2 separate regions of the Homo sapiens genome follow, and region 2 is linked to region 1. Evidence: read pairs that join two places in POLR2A ChIA-PET (ENCODE). Cell type or tissue: Caco-2. All regions are shown on one strand. Links, peaks and the distances in the headings refer to the core of each region. The heading gives the core; the rest is flanking DNA.

Evidence for each region. ChIA-PET counts read pairs that join two places held together with the same protein. Peaks named below come from ENCODE experiments on the same cell type or tissue, not always from the same donor. Only the 100,000 strongest peaks of a DNase experiment are listed, where the experiment ranks them.
Region 2: POLR2A ChIA-PET joins it to region 1 with 6 read pairs; 3 of 35 experiments call an interaction of 5 or more read pairs at or near these places.

The regions. Positions count from the first base shown.
Region 1 is chr10:70,851,105-70,859,268 of GRCh38, reverse strand. SGPL1 (sphingosine-1-phosphate lyase 1) reads right to left here. Exons shown (of 15, transcript NM_003901.4): 4 at 8,059-8,126; 5 at 4,414-4,561; 6 at 1,579-1,655. Among named protein-coding and RNA genes, the nearest start is that of PCBD1, 33 kb to the left of the region's middle. In Caco-2, for the core only: no CTCF peak of the experiment used is centred there; no DNase peak of the experiment used is centred there.
Region 2 is chr10:71,287,503-71,292,502 of GRCh38, reverse strand. UNC5B (unc-5 netrin receptor B) reads right to left here. Exons shown (of 17, transcript NM_170744.5): 6 at 4,738-4,905; 7 at 3,771-3,935; 8 at 3,513-3,545; 9 at 1,394-1,588; 10 at 682-1,071; 11 at 1-36. Among named protein-coding and RNA genes, the nearest start is that of SLC29A3, 29 kb to the left of the region's middle. In Caco-2, for the core only: no CTCF peak of the experiment used is centred there; a DNase peak (open chromatin) is centred at 1,963.

The DNA of each region.
Region 1 (8,164 bases), core at 1,485-6,484:
TAAACTGGAAAAAAAGATAAGATATATTCCTCAACCAAAAGATCAAAACATAGCAGAGGAGACAGACATGTAAATAAATAATTTTACAATGTGATGAGGAAAGAAGTATAAATATGGTTAAAAGCGCAGACTATAACACCAAACCGACCCAGGAGGAAGTCTAAGCTTTGCCTATTACTTTCAGCTGTGTAGGTCACATAATCTAAGGTTGTTTCTTCATACGCAGAAGTTGTTATGGTAGCTATCTTCTAGTGTTCTAGCAATAATTAAATAACATAATGCATGTGAAGCACTTAGTAGAGTGTCTGGCACAAAGCAGCTGTTGTTATCGACTGCAATATCAGGTGTGTGTACAGAGTGCTAAGGGACCCTGAAGAGGGAACAACTAACATCCTGAGTGATCTAGAGGTGTCTGCTGAGTGGAACTTTGAGAGATGAGTAGGAATCATCATTTGGAACAAGAGGAATGATGGAAGGGAAGGAAAACAACGTAAAAGCATGACACATTTAGTAAAGAGAAAAGGCAGGATTAGTGTTTATGTGGGAAATGAAGAGAAGTAGTTAAGAAAAAATAAGTGGGAGCTGGCTCATGAAGAAACTTGTATTCTCTGCTGCATAAGAACCTGAGTTTCATCCTGTAGATAATGGGAAGCTACTGAAAGATTTTAAGCACAGAAGATCAGAGCATTACACCAACTTATGCAAAACCTGCCATATTTATTTAGTAAGGGACAGTTTCATATTTATAATAATCAAACACAAAGACCTTAGAGATCATCAGTACAACCCCAATTTTATATGATGAAGTGGAGTTTCAAAAATAAATATGAGGGCCGAGTGCAGTGGTTCACAGCTGTAATCTCAACACTTTCAGAGGCCAAGGCAGGAGGATCACTTGAGGCTGGGAGTTGAAGACCAACCTGGGCAACAGAGTGAGACCCCATCTCCAACAAAAAAATACAAAAATTAGCTGGGTGTCATGATGCACGCCTGTAGTCCCAACTACTCAGGAGGCTGAGGTGGGAGGATCACTTGAGCCAAAGAGGTCAAGGCTGAAGTGAGCCATGATTACACCACTCCACTCCAGCCTGTGTGACAGAGTGAGACTTTGTCTGTAAAAATAATAAAATAAAATAAAAATAAATTTGATTAGAAATGGAAGAAGCTAAGAATGAGAATTATTTGAAGTATACATGAGACCACTGCTCATCTTGGGTCACATGATTTGAGAAAATTATGAAAGAGTTTCCCTATCTTATCTCTTCTTATCAAACAAAATCTGTCTCACCACAAAAATCTCATCTGACAGGACTACCTTCCCTAGTAATCTGCCTTCTAGACAGGACATCTGCAAAGACTGAAAACATAAATAACATTTTACTATTTTACAGACTGAAGATGTCTTTGATAATATTATACATATTCGCCTATGTTTGGGTGAAGAGAAACTTTTATGGTTTTATTGTACCAATAAGCTTTCCTTAAGTAATTTTTCTAATTACAAAAGTAAGGGAAAAAAAGGAGGTCATGTAAACTGGCACAGACCTCACAGGCTTCCCTCAAGAACTGGACACTCACCTTCACAAGGAGCTCAGTGAGCTTCTCCTCCCCACTGTACACTGTTCCAGAGGCTCTCCCCTCTTGCCAGAAGGCGTCTGCAGAGAAAGGTAAGGTCACTGGTCAGTAAGCAAGAATCTCTGGGAAGACAGGTTCTGATAAAGAAGAAACAGGAAGAAACTCCTCTGGATACAAAAGAAAAAAATGTTGAGTGGAAACCCAACAGCATTCTTATAGCAAATCAAGAAAAAAGTTCAATAGAGTTAGCACAATAAAATAAAGATGAAAAATCATTATTATCAGCAATGTGAAAAAGATATTAATAGCATTTAGCTACAATAAAGGCAATCTGATAATAATGTTGTCCTCATCCTCAACTGCCTTCTAACAGCAGGAACATTTGCCTTTGTCTATACTTATTTTTTGTTCTCTATATGGCTTTGGAGTGGCCTTTTTCTGCAATAGCTTCCTTCTTCTCTCCTTTCCTATCCAGTCCTAGGAATTTTGAGAACTATTATGAGCAGAGTTGGCAGAAGAAAGCAAAATGAAAAGTGTGAAATTTCAGCACACTATCATCAGAGATGAAACCAGCAAACAAACCACAATGAGGTATAAACCATGAGCACCCCGGTCTCAGACGCCGGCTCCCTTAAGCCAAGCCTGGAAACCCACATAAAACTAGTTACCTGCTTCCAGCAGCACACGCTGTAGCATATTCAAGATCAGGAACACAGTCAACATTGGGATAAACCTCCTTTATCCCAGTGTGGAAAGAAAAGTAAAGTTCCTGAGTAGAATATAAGATCTGACTTTCCACTTTCCTCTCTCCCCGAGACATTCTTCATTTTACCCACAAATTTGTTGATATGGGTGTCTCAGGTCCTTGTGCTACAATGCAGCTGTGCCCTATTGAAAGTGGGTAGTGAGAAAGCTATTACGGAAACACACCAACTAAAAACTGCATGGAGCCAAGGGCTCTCCAAAGCAAAGATCTTCAGCTCTTGAGAACAGAAAACTAAGTGGTAAATATACAGACAAACTCATTCTTACAGCAATCTGCCAAGCTCTGGCTTGCTGCCCGTTTGACTTTCACTCTTTCCTTAGAGGACACTGCTCTGTACTATACACAGCTTCAGACCAGTGGTCACCAGCCTTTCAAAAATAAGATAACTGGTTTCATTTCCTGTTCTTTTACTGATGCTAGAGAATACAGCAATGGACAGTGACTTAAACATTAAAGAGAAGGCAATATGATGGCGGCAACCAGGTCTCATAATCATGGAAATCTTTAACACCAGGTTTTAGAGTGCTAACCACTGCTTTATTCATCTACATCCTAGACTATATCAAATTTTGTACTATTCAATGTCAAGACCTCAACACATGTCACTTAGAAATTGTAAGGGTATTTGTCAAGGCCGAGCACAGTGGCTCACACCTGTAATCCTAGCACTTTGGGAGGCCAAGGTGGGCAGATCACCTGAGTTCAGGAGTTCGAGACCAACCTGGGCAACATGGTGAAATCTTATCTCTACTAAAAACACAAAAAATTAGCTGGGTATGGTGCCGCACGCCTGTAATCTCAGCTACTTGGGAGGCTGAGGCACGAGAATTGCTTAAGCCTGGAAGGTGGAAGTTGCAGTGAGCTGAGATCACACCACTGCATTCCAGCCTGGGCAACACAGTGAGACTCTGTCTCAAAAAATAAAAAATAAGGGTATTTGTCAAAATGCAACATGGCTCCTGGTTGGCTCCTAGAATAGAAAAAAGAACATTAGTTTAAAACAAAACATAGCAAAACAAAAAAAAACCCTGATGAACTAGAAATAGAATTTGTAGTGTAGTTAATAGCACTGTACCAATGTTAATTTTTTAGTTTTGATAAACGTACCATGGTTATAGAGGATGTTAACATCAGGAGAAGCTGGGTATAGGGAAATCTCTATCATCTTTGCTACTTTTCTGTAAATATATCAAACTAAAAAGCTTCTTTTTAAAAAGTACTTGTAATATGATCTTAATCAGTAACAAACATAAATCTGTTTGAGTTAATAATAGCAATAATGTTTAACATTTACTGAATCCTTACTATATGCCAGGCACTATAAAACATTTATACATGTATGATCTCATTTAATCCCCATAATCATCTTTTCAGGTAAGTACTGTACTACTATTACTATCCCCATTGTAGAGATACAGGAACTGTGACATACAGAAGTAACTCGCCAAAGGCATACTTTAAGTGGCAAACCAAGGTATGAATCCAGGCTGGTTCCAGGGTTACGCTCTTAAGCACCAAGCTATTTGGTCTATTTATCCATCCCATATGTGCTCATGCATACATGTGTATACACACAGACAAACACTATTAGCATTCTCAGAAACAGACAGATATACATATATAGATAGATGTAAACTATATAGACAGCTCTACCTATAGCTACATGCATAAAGATAGACACCATCTGTTTATCTTTGATAGTGGAATTATAGTGACTTATTTTCTTTTGTGCCTTTATGCAGATTTCACATTTTTACATGGATCTGTATTTCATTTGTATTACATATCTTATATTCTCTCTTCTTAAACACAAATATATTTGTTTTATTCATGCTTACAAAAGGAAATAAAAGCCAAGTTCCACTGTCTCTGAGATTTGCTTGCTTTATGGATGAAGGATGAATCTAAACATAATTTTAAAAATAGGAAATTCAACCTGTGAAACAGAGAGTAGGCCCTCCTAAACATGTATTAACCAATGATGAGTTATTCTTAACCTATGTGAACATTAAACAATGACAAAACCTGTCTCTTTAAGGAAGTAGAGAGCATGTATATGCCAAGCATCATACCCATAGAGCTGTACTCCTTAAGTTTCTCCAAAACAGCAGATGAGCTCAGACCCTGGGAGGGTAAAGCTTTCACATACTCTTTGTCCACTTTCAGGAATGACATGTTCTTGCTAATATCATCCTTGGTCTTGTTCAACTTGTCTTGAATCTCCAAAGGTAAGAAAGACAAAGTTATCCAGATGCAAGAGTACAGTAGAGACAGCAGAATTATTATGACAGTCAAGCAACTGCTCAATGCTAGGCACCGCACAAGTAACTAAACTAACATTTTTCCTAAAGATATATGGTGATATTCTGACTGATCAGCTACTTTCTGGCATGTACAATAGCCTCTTAAAAATTTGAAAAGCGAAGCTTCTCTCTAAAGGTCAAGATGCACTCAGCCGGTCGCGGTGGCTTACACCTATTATCACAGCTCTTCAGGAAGCCGAGGTGGGCAGATCATTACAGGTCAGGAGTTCGAGACCAGCCTGGCCAACATGGTGAAACCCCATCTCTACTAAAAATACAAAAATTAGCCAGGCATGGTAGCAGGCATTTGTAATCCCAGCTACTTGGGAGGCTGAGGCATGAGAATCACTTGAACCCAGGAGGTGGAGGTTGCAGTGAGCCAAGATCACACCACTGTACTCCATTCAGCCTGGGCAACAGAGCAAGACTCTGTCTCAAAAAAAAAAAAAAAAAAGTTGCACCCAATTTCCCCATAACCCTTTTCTCTGCCACATTGACATCACTGCTGCTTCACTTGGTTGGCATTGCTAAAGTCAGCACATCCTTGAGGGCAGTATTTGGACTTTGATCCTGCCTTGGCAGCAGCTACAGTGTGTGTGTAAAAGAATCAAAGGTATAACTAGGAACAGTGGCCAGAAAACTGGCCATGCTGCAGTAAAAGTGATTCTGGTCCTTGTGCAAGTGATGAGCTCCTTCAACAGACATACACGCAGCACACTAGGAATTTGGAGGTCCCATTCAACACTAGCACAAGGCATTCTAAGAACTGCCAGGAAGACTCTAATGTATCTCCTTAAGCTGCTGTCGACAGCTTGCACTGTCTGACCCCAAAATATTAAAAGGAACTAAGGTCCTTTCTGCTAGGTAGTTTATCAACTATGGTTCCCTTCTTTTCCATCCTCAAAGCCACAGCTTCTGAGCTGTTTTCTTTTATTCACTTACATATTCACATTCATATTCACTGCATATTCACAAATATGCAGGCCAGGGACACATAGTGAACAAAACAAACTTAGGCAATGGAGCACACAGGAAAAAAAACCTCCTGTCCTCATGAAGTTTATTTTCAGCAGGAGAGACAGAAAATAGTAAGACAGGTAACAAAAAGTGCTGAGGGAAAAAAAATAGCAGAGTAAGGAGGCAGAAGGGCAGGGGCTGCTGCTTATAGCAAAAGGCTCTTGGGTAGTAGGTTTGGGGAGAGAAGCTACATGTCACGATTTGTCACAGTGCTATTGTTTCAGCAATATATTTGTTAAAGAACGCCAGAACTCACTCCACACTAAGATTTTCTCATCTCTAGCCAAGGATAATTAGAATACAAGAAGATCTTCTTAGATATGGCCCTCAGTGAAACCACAGGGAAAGCCACTCCTTTCGAGCATGTCTGCAATAGTCTAAGAGGCCCACACTGGCAGGGAGCAGAGGCTACACTCCTGGGCAATGCCTGGGCATGCTATGGATGTGAAGACATTTTTTAAGTTGTAAATTAAAAAATTAATTCACATAAATGGCGACTCATGCAACAGAACAGGCTATGAAAGCTGAGCTTCCATACATAGAGTATGCTATTGCCATAAAACAGACAAAAAGTGACAGAGAGGTATATTAGAAAGCACAAGTACTTCCTTACCCCCAATTCTTGCCTCAAAGCCTGTATTACGTTACCCAATTTTAATTTCTTCAAAGCATTTATTTCAAAATAAAATTCCACATATTTGTTTACTTCTTTATTTTCTGTCTTTCCTATTAAAATGTAAGTTCCATGAGAGGAAGGATTTGGTCTTGTTCACCACCATATCCCCAGCACCCAGAAAAGTACTTGACACTGAGCAGGTGGCTCAATAAGCATGTGTTAAGTGAATAAATGACAGAGGTATACACACACGCGTGCGCGCGCACACACACACACACACACACATACACACATGTAATTTTTTGTATCTAAGCCTCAGAATCTGTTTCTGAAAAATGGAGAGTGATTGGATAGTCCTTGGCAAGCTAAGGATCTTCCAATTCTGTTACTTTCTAAGTTTAAGAGTGGGTTCTGGAACCCTAGCATTTATTTGTCTCAAAGTCTGAAAACTGAACGAAAAGAAGAAAAAAAAATTCAGGAGATAAGGGGAAATCCTAATCTCCTTTGTGCTACAGTCCATCTTCTACAATACCTTCCCTGTCCCCACCCCTTATACTCTGTAAGGACTAGATTTACTTTTAGGGATTAATATAATTTGGAGAGCAAACAGAAGCCTATATGCTCACATTTCCCTTCACCACCTGTTATTGCTCCCACTCTCCTACAGGAAATGAACCTGAAGATACCTATCTCTGGGAGAGTTAGCACAGCGATCTGAATGGATTTCAGCCAAAGGTTAAAGATAACTGGCCAACTTTAGGTCAGGGGTTGGCAAACAAACCCTGGTATAGCCAGGAAAGGGAACTGAAAGCCAAAAGTAGAAGAAAACTTAAAGGCAGGTAAAGTTGGGAAAGACCAAAGGGGGGTCAGGGGAGGGCACTGGAGGAGATGAAGATTCCAAGGACTCATATGCCTTCCTTAGAGCTTGCCAAGTGGCCTGCCCTGTTTATCTTCATCTGGGATAACCTGTGGGAGACGCACAGAGGTGACTACCTTATCCTCAACATGGATGAGGGCCAAGAGGACATAACAAAGGGGACATACTACAATACAGAAAATTGCAAACAGCAAGAGACAGCGCTGTGCAACTTGGGATCAGCAAACTACAGCCAGGAACCAACAAAGGCCTACCTGAATTCGTAAAGAAAGTTTCACTGGAATATAGCCAGGCTCATTCCTGAACCTCTTGCTGCTGTCCCTCTGCAAGGGCAGAGGTGAGGAGTTGCAACAGAAATGATATGGCCTACAGAGCCCAAAATGTTTCATATCTAGCCCTTTATAGAAAACATTTGCCGACCCCTGACCTAAACCATGTAAGCACCCAACTCCTAGATAAATACCTAAAGTCAGCCAGCTGCATGTTGTTCCAAAGCACCTAACAATACAGTCAGGTTTTCTCAAATTCTTACTTCCTTAACAGGCTTCTCATCTCTCCTTTGGCCAGTTACATTGGAGAAAGGGTTAAGTCAGGGTTCTCAACCTTGGCCATTTTGACATTTCCAGCCAGATAATTCTGTGTTTGGTGGGTGGGGGGGGGCTGCCCTGTACACTGTAGGATGTTTAGTGTTTAGCAGCATTTCTGGACACGATCCATTACATGCCAAGAGCACCCCTCCATCCAAGCTGTGACCACCAAAAATGTCTCCAAATGCTGCCAAGTGTCCCCTGGAGGTAAGAGACAAAATCACCCCTCCACTTTGAGAATATTAGGTTTAGTAAATAGAAAGAAAGAGGTATGATTATCAAGAGGGGAAAAAATGACATACACAGATTCTACTTACCTTACGACCAATAATGGGCATCTTCCTGGTGAGCTTAAAACATTTCTTTTTAAACCTTGACCATAAACCTAAAAGAAACAAATGGTTCTCTTATTCAAATAAATTT
Region 2 (5,000 bases), core at 1-5,000, 430 kb before region 1:
GGGGAATGGCTCCATTGGGCACCAGCAAGCTGACCCCTAGGGGGAGAGGGAAGTCAGCAGGGAGTCCAGGAGCTTAGGAGAACAAGTGTTTGGGAAGTTGGCCCCAGCTTGGGGCTGGGAGAGAAAGATATCTCCTGAGCTCCAGGTAGTCCCCAGCCAGGGGTGGGAGACAGGGTCTGGGGACTGGATGCAAGCAGAGGCCAGGCCACTGACCAGTGCTGGCTTGTCTAGGAAGACAGGGGTCTCTGACATTGCTATGGTGTCTGGAGGTCCAAGTGCCAGCTCTACTCCTAGCTTAGTATATGATGCTGGGAAGCTGTTAATTGCTGGCTTTGCAAACTAAAACAGGCGCCCCTGTCCCTCTGCTGCTAGTTCCAGGACAGTGCTTTGTAGGTCTGCTGAACTACGTTGGAATATTCTCTCTCACACAACAGAGACACTGAAGCTTAGAAGATGGCTGGCCCAAGGTTCCTCTGCCCTAGTGAGGGCATAGGCAGGCTTGAAGCCTAGCTTTTCTAGTCAGACCTCTCTATTTTATACTCACTTCCTGCCTTCAGGCCTCCCTTTCCCCATCTGTGAGATGGGATTAGGGCAGCCCTATCTTCTGCTGGATGGGTGTTGGGGCAGTCCACAGAGGAGGTGCTAAGGCCAGGCTGACGCACAAGCAGGGCAGGGGCTCACCTGTGCCGGGGATGCTGAGCCTCCCACCCAGGCAGCCAAAGGTGCCGCTGACGCTGCTCCCTGGGTCTCGGGGCAGGCCCAAGAGCTGCTGGGAACCGAGGCTGGCGCTGCGCAGGTGCAGGAAGTGGGTGTCCCGGGCGAAATCGCTAGGGTATGTGCCAGGCGGCAAGACCCCCAGCAGGTCAGCCCCATCTGCCAGGCCTGGCCCAGAGCCCGTGGTGCTGGAGCTGTAGACCTTGACCTTAAGGCTGGGTAAGGGGTCCAGCAGAGGAGAGTTGGTCATGGGGATTTTGTCGGTGGAGTCCTGCAGGGCATACACGGGTCCGCGGTAGATGCCGGCGCTGGCTGTCAGGTCAGGAGGCACAGAGGGGTGTAGGAGCTGCGGGTTGCCTGCAGGAGTAGGGGCTATAGTCAGACCCAGCTGTGCCTCAGCTCACTGGCCCAGCTCCCACTGCAAAATCCCACCCAAATGTCCAGCTGTGAAAGGCCCAATTGCTGCCAGCTGCAGGAAGCTTTGGGAATCCCGCAGCCTGGGTCACTCCCTTCCTTCTCGGTAGTTCTCTAATCCATACCCATCCACATAGTTATCTCTAGAGCAAACTCTGGAAAAACCCTGGGAGGGAGTCAGGAGCCTGGCTCTGGTCTGGGTACCACCAGAGCCCTCTGGGTATCCTGCCTCTGCCAACCACCCCAGACATCCTCGGGTTCTTACTGGGCCTTGCCGTCTTAAAGTTGACGGGGTGGAAACCACCAGTCAGGGCAGCAGATGAGTCAGTGATGTCTGTGTCGAAGTCACGGCAGTTGCGGCGGTACACCACCACCCCCACCGCCATGAGGATTGCCACGACCACGAAGATGGCCACCACGAGCCCCGCATACAGCGCCGCATCCCCTGAGGCCTCCAGCACTGCGGGGACAGGAGGACCACATAAGGGGCAGCAGAGACCAGGCCCTGGGGCAATCAGGGAGGCCCTGGGTCCCTGGAAAGGGCAGGGCCCAGGGCCAACCGGCCCGGTGCTGAGTTCCAGTCTGAGCCCTGCCTACACAGGCTGGCAACCTCGGGCTAGCCTTGAACCTCTCTATCGGTAAAATGGGCTCGAAGTCCCTGCCTTACTGCCCTCCTAGTTGTGGCATGAGAAACAAAAGAACAAACATGTTCATGCCATGTGTTAATTCATTGCTTGCTGCTGATGAGACAGGGTCTGTGGCTCAGAGTCACTGGGGCTACATAATTTGCCCTGTGAGTGCTGGGGCTGAAACCTCTGAGTCTGTAGCAATTTCCAGAGGACCAAAGGTCCTGGCTCTGTTATCTTTGTATGTAGATAAGGTCTTCTGGCTCTGTTATCTTTGTAAGTAGCTGTTCTGAACTCTTCTTCCATTCCATGCTCTGAGGGTGGGAAGTGGAGGGACGGGGAGCTGAAGAAGTGGAATGAGATGCACAACAATGCGGTGGAGAAGAGGTGAGCATGTGGGAAGAAGGATGGGCCCAGGGAGGCAACCCACGGCTACACTTTCCTCCCCCAGGCAAACATGGCCAGGCGGGAAGCCTCAAGGTCAAAGTGGCAGGGTCTGAAGTAGGGTTGTCTGGTGGAGCTTTCTACAGTGGTAGAAAATCCTATGGCTGCACTGTCCCGTATGCAGCCACTAGTCACATATGGCTCCTGAACAACTCAAATGTAGCCAGTACCGCTGAGGAACTGAATTTAAAAATTTATTTAATTTTAATTAAGCTAAGTATAAGTTTGAACGGCTTTCACACTGGGCAGTTCAGGGAGAGCAAAAATGGCGGCCAAGATGGCTGCTCTTCCCCTTGCTTCCTTTGGGAGCTCCAGGAAGCACCTGTCCACGCACTTCCTCCCTGGGGGGCCCTCAGAGAAGTAGCCCTGCTTCCTCTGCCTGGAGTCCTCCACACCCTGCACTTGGCGTCAGCCTAAGGCTTTCAGCAAGGCAGGGCATGGCTCCCAGCCCCGGATGTCTGCCCACTTCCGACTTCTGTCCCCCTGTATCTCTCCTCAGCAGCCCTCACTCTTGGGCTCCCCAGAGGACCCCTCAGGGCTGGGCTCCTGGTTCAGCAGAGAAATGGTTCCCCCAGCTTGGCTCTGCCTCCTAATGCCTTCACTGACACTGGGGCCACTTGCCTGGTGACTTACACTTGAATCATCCCCAGCCCGACCCCCAGTGAGCTCGGCCGAGGGCCTCACTGATTTTATGATTCCAGAACTAACTGGAAATTGTGGTTTAATTACCATGGGCCAACCTGCTCAAGTGGCTTTGCTGCTCTGATATGATTGCAGTGGTGGCGCAGCCTCTGGGGCTGGAGGGTGAGCCCTCCAGAGCTGACGCAGGGCAGCGGGCAACAGAGACAATTTGGGAGGCTTGGCCCAGCTGCTGGGGCAGAGAGGTACAGCAAGGGGCATGAGGGGGGACTGGAGTGGTGATGTCCCGGCCTTGGCCCAGAGAGGAGGGCCAAGGGCATATGGTTAAGAACAACAGCTTTGGCTATAAAAATATTTGGGTTCAAATCTTGGCTCTACTATTTCTTGCCTGTGTCTCTGGCCAAGTCCCTTCCTCTCTCTGTGACTCAGTTTCCCCTCTTATGAGAGGAGGCTCAGTAGGGTGCCCTAAGGCCTTTCTTTTCTGTCAGCCAAGGGTTTGCCTGTCTGCCGGTGATGGAGATGCAGACACATGCAGTGTCAGGTGTAGATGATCCCGTGGGGGGTGGGTAGGCACCTTCAGCTCTCCCTGCCCTGCACCCTGATCCCGGGAAAAGCCAGCCAAAGAGAACCAGGGATCCCCCAGAGGAAAGAGGACAGCCATGAAATGGGACTTACGGTGGCTGTTGGGGTCGCTTAGAGTTTTCTTATCTGTCAAGGGAAATAAAGGGAAAGACAATGACATAGGTGACAGGGAAAGGGTGGCAGAGAAGGCAATGGGAAGGATGAGATGAGATGATGGATGTGGTGGGGGGACAGAGGCCCTGAGGACTGCCGTGCTGCAGGCTGGGCACTGAGGCATGGGGCCGGGTTTGGGGGACCCTTACATGGCTCCAGAGTCCCCACCCCCAGGGCCCCACCTTCCCTGTGACTCACTTTGCATGCACAGCCCATCTGTGCAGTTCTTAGAGTCGAGCAGCGTCCCGCTGCAGTCACGGCCTCCGTTCTGGGGTGGGGGCGCCATGCACTCGCGGCTACGCCAGTGGGCACACTCAGTGCTGCAGGCTGACCACTTGCTCCACTCCGTCCACGCCCCATCGACTGTAAGAGCATGGCATACAGGAGCATGTGCACGCAGAGACATGTGCACACATAGTTATGTGTGCAGAACAGAGCAATGTGCCAACACACATGCATGCATACACACCATGGAAGGAAATGAGGAACCCAGAACACATGTGTGCCACACAGAGAAATCCACATGATATCCACATAACCCCATGCCAATGAACAGCCAGATGCACCTGGCAGGTGGACAAAGAGGGTACAGATAGATGTATAAGGTCATCAACACGATATAGCCCAGTGCACGATTTACACACACAGACACAAACCCAGGGTAAAGAAAAACAGCGTAGGCACAAACATACAACCCAAGGGAGAGAACACAGCACATGTGCGGGGGTAGGGGAGCAGAGGGGCTGCACAGAGGATGAGAGGAATAGGAGGACTGTCAGTATGAATAGGGTCTGTGGCCACGGTGTGTCTTAACAGTCAGGAGCAACAGGCTGTCCCTGAGGCCGGGGAGCTCTGAAACCTTGGCCTGGGGCTGACATGCTGACACTGAGAACCCTCAGCTTGGAGGGCAGAAGAGCCCAGGCTAGAGGGTCAGGGAGAAGGGGCTAACCCTCAAAGCCTCTGCCTCCATCTCACCAGCAGCCCAGGGCAGAATAAGGGGTCAGAGATCAGAGCATCTAGTCAGCCTGGGCAGCCGGCTGTGGGCTCGGGACAAGCACCTTCTGCTCCCCATGCTGGGGAGAGAATGGCTGTCCCGGCTCTGGCACACAAAACAGAAGGTGGGACAGGGTTCGGGGTGGGGCTGGACATGGACAAGGCTCCTTACCTGGGCAGATGGTGGTGCAGGCGGTCTTCTGGAATGCCTGGCCCTCGCAGAAGGCCCCTCCGTTGAGTGGAGCGGGGTTGGTGCAGGTCCGGGTGCGCTTCTGCCAGCCTCGGCCACAGCGGTTGGAGCAGGGTGACCACTCTGCCCAGCTGGACCAGCCGCCATTCACTGCAAGGCGGCAGCTGTCAACTGGATGGCTTGGCTCTGGAACCCTCTGCCCTCCCCCAAACCCGTCCCTCACCCTGACGAGGCCCCTCTGCTGA